Regions from separate parts of the Homo sapiens genome. Here region 1 is linked to region 2. Evidence: read pairs that join two places in POLR2A ChIA-PET (ENCODE). Cell type or tissue: Panc1. All regions are shown on one strand. Links, peaks and the distances in the headings refer to the core of each region. The heading gives the core; the rest is flanking DNA.

Region 1 (2,920 bases), core at 288-2,787, 370 kb after region 2:
CTGTGGTTGTGGATCTGTGGTGAGAGGTGACAGGTGGCCACTCTGCAATTGTGGGATGTTAAAATGAATACTAAAACCTTTTTTCCAAAGGGTGACTAGAGACTAGGTAAAGAAAGAATGGCTATTTGGTACTGTGCCCCCAAGTTTCTGTGCCTCTGGAGAAGGTGTGCTGGCTCCTGCCCAGCTTTCCACACTCAGAGACCTAAATCCTCCCAAGACTCATTCTGGGAAGATCTTGGCATGAGGACACACTGGCTATGCCCAGGCTGGGCCTTCCCAGAGGTTTGCTTAGCTGGGACCCCTCACCCAACTAAGCCTCCCCACCTGTGTCAAGGAGGTGGCTCCTAAAAGAGCATAACTACCATTTTTGCAGAGGATCGTGCCTTTTTTTCCTCCTCAAGAATAGCAAGGAACTACTACAAATGGCCTCAGACATGGTAATTTAAGAGGCAATAGGCCTTTTTATTTTTGACCCAAGGCAGAGCAAACTTCATTTAATGACTAGGAGTTTTTAACAGCTTACCAAATGAATTTTTCCCCACTATGGAACAGTGGAAGTTGAGAAGTTCCTCAGCCCACGGAAAGTTCCTCAGCCCACAGGAAGGGCTTGGTACATGAACTCTATCAAACGTGCTCTGAAATGGGATGAGTTGAATCCAATTCATCTCCTAGAGACAGGGCATGGGCCATTTTTGGAAGCATTGTTTGTTGTAGAGAAGTGAGAAATGTTTTGAGAGTCCAACTAAGATATGTGTCATATGTTTTATATCAATGGCTATGCTTTTTTTTTTTTTTTAATCAGGTTTCTGTTGTTGAAACTTTTCTAGAAGTATCTGCTCCTTAGGCCTGAGCTGTGTTGCTTTATTACTGCTCTGATCTGTCAGGGTATTCCTGGGAGACTGTGCAGCTTTTCCTAAAATCAGGAATTCATTGTATAGACTCTGTTTTTCAAATACTTTCTTAAAGACTGAAAGCCAGGCTCAGCCTCTTATCTTTGGAATTAGCATCTATTAGCACTACTCTGTCATGGTACACAAATGTCACTCTTTTTGGTTGTCCAATAAACATCAGAACTTCTTACCCATATTTGAAGACTTCCACGCTTTAGGATTCTTGGTGGAAGCTCATGTTATCAACTAGTACAGAAGCTAAAAATGCTGCATACATACTTATTGTTTCCCAAATTTCTCTAGAGCTAGGCGCGAGCATGTGGCCCAGGTTCCCCAGTAATATGTACCTTTGCATACTTGGAATCTAGAAGTCATGATGCAAGAAGCTCGCATTGCAAGGAAGACTCTGGTAGTGGTGGCAGCTGCCCATAGAATCTAGGGATCATAAGCAGCTATGATGTCCTCACCAGAAAGGTTCTGCAATTTGATTCTGAGCATTGTTCCTGGCTATAGAGTTCAGAATCTTCTCTAAGGCACCTGGCAATTCCACGAGCTACTCAAAAGCCTTTTAAGAGCCGGATATGGTGGCTCTTGCCTGTAATCCTAGCACTTTGGGAGGCTGAGCCCAAGGGTTTGAGACCAGCCTAAGCAACATAGTGAGATCCAGCTCTAGAATAAATTTAAAAATTAGCCAGGTGTGGGGGTGTGTGCTTGTAGTCCCAGCGACTTGGGAGGCTGAGGAAGGGGGATCACTTGAGCCCAGGAGTTTGAGGCTGCAGCGAGCTATGATTGTACTACTGCACTCCAGCCTGCGTGACAGAGTGAGACTGTTTCTCAAAAAAAAAGTGGGGGCCTTTTAATAATTTTTTTCCTTAGAATGGCTGTCTGCTGTTTACAACTAAATATTTTCACTTAAAACAGTAGAAATAAGTTTTAAATAGGTAGAAGTTCCAATTTTTTGATAACAAAATCATCTTAAATTATAAAACTGTACACTAATGTGGCTCAGAGTCTTTGAACTTGAGAGTGCATTATGAATATAAATACACATATATTTACATATTCATGCAGAAATATGTATAGAAACATAAACATGTACACATGTATATGTATGTGTGTGCATGTCCAAGTCACACAATTCAATATGTCACATTAGAATTGGAAGTCAGTGGCTTCCAATGCCAAACTTTAAATTCTCTTCTGTAGTTGTTAGGTCACCTGCCTTCTCCACAGTCAATTGCTTTCTGTTCACTCCCTCTTTATTGAAAGAATGTACTTTATTTTTATCAAGCTGAACAGTGTTCTCCTCCTTTCCCAACCAATTTCAGCTGAGCTAATCACTGACACAAACTGAACTAAGACCAGTGTGGGCTATTCACCCACACCAGCCATGGAGTAGCATTCATTTTGAAGCAGAAACACTAAACATTAAGTGAAATGTGCAGTTGTTAAAAGGGAAGTGTGTGCCATATACCCTCAGGGACATGTGCTGTACTTAAGGAAATCTGGAGGCTCTGAAAACCTGGTTCACAAAGCGCACACACTTTTCTACAACAAGAAATCTAATAATGCAGAGAAAACTGAAGGAAACTTCCCTGGAATCTCCACGTAACTAAGTGCTTTCCAAAGCTCTTAGCCAAAGCATGAGAATGTTTTCTAAGTTTTCCCCCTTATAGATTATAGCATTTAATCTTCGCAGTGACTCTGGAGGGCGAACTAAGGCAGGCACTACTACCTCCATCTTAAAGATGGAGAAACCAAGGCCAAGGTCAACAGTAAACTAATGGCTCAGCCAGGACTAAACCTATGAATTTCTGGGTCCTAATTCATTGCTTTTCCCCCTTCACCATGCCATTTCTCAATGTTTCAGGGGTGGTTTTCTTGTTTCCTTCTTTTGGATGGAACTGTGTGTGTGTGTGTGTGTGTGTGTGTGTGTGTGTATTTATATTTGTATAAATATATATTTATATTATACATTTTAATATTTTGTTAAAATATATAAATGTACAAAATATATAAAATACTATATG
Region 2 (2,920 bases), core at 104-2,603:
ACAAGATGTTTTACTAGCTTGAAAGTGCATAAGCAAGAAAATAAATACATCGGTAATCTTTGTGACTTAGGCAGTATAAATCATTATGCTCCTTGAGTGAGTAGACGAGTGAGTATTTGTAAGTCTGATTTATTATGAACTATTTACTGCACTGGCCAAGGTACCATGTAAAAGACGAGTGTTAGAGTGAGAATGCTTTCCCCTTTCCTCCTTCCCTCTTTGTATGTCTAGACTAAAAGCCCCCAGTAAAAATGCCTTCTTTGAGAACGAGATGCTGACTGCAATTCATCAACTTGCTTGTCCCAAAATGAAATCTCTCATTTTGCTCCAAACAATGTTTAGGTTGTCTGAAATATAAACATCCTTAAAACTGCCCTTGAAGTCTCTGTAAAAACATTCAACATTTTATTTTGAGGGGGAAGAAATCCCGTGATAATCAAGGCTTACTGAGATTTCTTTGCCCGGGTGCACACCACCCACAGAAGATGTTACTTGCAAGTAAAAACTCTTTTTTTGAAACAGAAAGCTTTGTTTCCAGTCTTTTAGAAACTGAAAACTTTGCAATTCTCTCATTGGGAAATTGAAAAGGAGCAGGTTTATACCTGTCCTAATTGCCAGAGGCATCGTTTGCCAGGGCTGTACAACAATGGGGAAAGTGGATTGAAAGGGTGGAGAGCTGTTAGGATTTTAAAAACCTGTTTTCCCTTTGGGTAGAAGAAAGGTGAGAGAAAAATGTCTGAATTACATTTAGGGAGTCCCTTCAAGTCTCAGATTAAAGCCTTAAAAGGGAAATAGCAATAAACGATCAAATACCTGATAAACTAGCGAAACTTTTTTAGACATCTCAGTTGGAGAGACACTTATTTTTATCAAAGTAAAAACTTGAGTAACAAAGCACCCTCTAATAATAATAATAATCTGGTACTTTTATGGTGTTTCTTTTTTTAAAAAAAGAAAAAGAAAAACCTACCACCATTTCCTACTGAAGAATGTAATTCATATGACTGAGAATTCAACTGCTCAAATTGCTAAAAAACGAGCTGCTTTCTATTTCTTTCTTTCTTTCTTTTGAGATGGAGTCTCGCTGTCACCCAGGCTGGGGTGCAGTGGCACAATCTCTGCTCACGGCAACCCTCCCCCGCCAACCAGGTTCAAGTGATTCTCCTGCCTCAGCCTCCCGAGTAGCTGGGATTATAGATGGCCGCCGCCACGCCCGGCTAATTTTTGTGTATTTAGTAGAGATGGGGCTTCACCATGTTGGCCAGGCTGGTCTCGAACTCCTGACCTCCCAAAGTGTTGGGATTACAGGTGTGAGCCACTGCACCCAGCCTCATTTCTATTTATTTGTAATTAGCTGATTTCAATTTATTGTTTATCACTTGAAGTGGAAATATAGTAGAGTTATTTTGTAAGCTGTTTTCATTGGTTTTGGAATTTTAGAAAAAAGTTAACGTACATATTACAGATTTTCCCCTTTAGATTTTTAAGAGACTATTAACTCTCCCATTAGGATTATGGGACACACTTGATGTTTGCAGCTGATGACACCTGGTGGATTTCGCAAACACAAACCCCTGCAACAGGGTGGTCCTTCACTTTTCATTTCTCTCTAGATGCATGTACTTGTATACACAAACACAAGTGCGTATGCAGGTGCTGAGATTTATCATAATTCTGAATTTGTCTCCTCAGAATAAACTCTGCTGCTTTGTACCCCAGGTTCAACAAGGGCCATTCTTGAAGTTCTGAGGAGACTTCAGCATTGGGCAGTATGAGGATACTTCACCACAGAGCCTTTGTAATTCTGTATACGTGTGACATAAATGCTAGGAAGATGATTCTGAATGCTTTAGCCCTAACAGTAGGATGGAGCAATTACTAGAAAATTTCCTCCAGCTAAAAAATTCCTGCCTTAAAAAACATTCAATGAAAACACTTGACGTCAAAGAGGAAGTACTTTGGAATAAATCAGGATTCTAGAATTTTTGAGACTATAAATCTCTGGAAATGAAAAACTTAACAGTCAAAAATAAGTCAGAATGTAATAATGCTACCTGGAATTTATATAATTATGCATCTCTTGTAATGTTCTTGGGAGTAAGGGAAAAGGCATTATTATTATCCCATTTCCTAGATGGATAAATAGAGCAAAGAGAAATTAATTAGCCCAGTGATGGGGCCAGAAAGAAAAACGTAGGTCTGTTTACACACTGCTGAGCCCTTTTCTTTAGATGTAAAATATTTAGTTGTGCTAAAATTTTTACCACCTCAAAAGCGATTCTGAATGTAACCCCTCAAAGTGCTGTTGAAGGAAGGATATGAGGCTGAGTTAATCCAGATTGCCTCATGGGAAAGCCATCTGGGAGGGTATTTTGAAAGAAACAGATGGAAAAGGAAGAGATTCTTTTGAATGTAGTGTAAAATTTACATTATCCTCCACGAACTTTCACGTAGTTTTCATGTTTATATAATTCATCACTGTGTCATTACACAATATAAATTAGGTAGCCCAATGAGCTCATGTTCTTTTTTATAATTCTGAGTCTGAACTCTCCTATAAAGGGCAAATCTGGAACAGGGTCTGTAAGATAGCCAGATTGATCCTTGAAGATCAACTCAATCCACTTGTGGCTTCTTTGAGATTCTGAATTCTCTTGGGAAAAACAACTGTGATTTCACTTATATTATTTCTTGATGTATTAATGTCCAACTTGCAATCAGTTCTAGCCATATTAATAATCTCCACCTATGATGTATTTGTTCTTGCCTCTCTACCTTTCTATATGCCATTCATCTCATCTGTAATTTCTTTCCCTTAATTTATGTTTCAGTTTTCCCTTCTGCAACTCAACAACAACAAAATCAAACAAAACAAGAAAATTCCAGTCTTATCATCCCCTTGATAACCTGAGGCATTCCA

What was found. ChIA-PET counts read pairs that join two places held together with the same protein. Peaks named below come from ENCODE experiments on the same cell type or tissue, not always from the same donor. Only the 100,000 strongest peaks of a DNase experiment are listed, where the experiment ranks them.
Region 1: POLR2A ChIA-PET joins it to region 2 with 5 read pairs; 2 of 35 experiments call an interaction of 5 or more read pairs at or near these places.

The regions. Positions count from the first base shown.
Region 1 is chr12:65,587,511-65,590,430 of GRCh38, reverse strand. All of the region lies in intron 1 of MSRB3-AS1 (MSRB3 antisense RNA 1), which reads left to right. Among named protein-coding and RNA genes, the nearest start is that of LINC02454, 14 kb to the left of the region's middle. In Panc1, for the core only: no CTCF peak of the experiment used is centred there; no DNase peak of the experiment used is centred there.
Region 2 is chr12:65,953,333-65,956,252 of GRCh38, reverse strand. The region is part of intron 4 of HMGA2 (high mobility group AT-hook 2); the gene reads right to left. Among named protein-coding and RNA genes, the nearest start is that of HMGA2-AS2, 6.1 kb to the right of the region's middle. In Panc1, for the core only: no CTCF peak of the experiment used is centred there; no DNase peak of the experiment used is centred there; H3K27ac peaks cover 2,500 bases.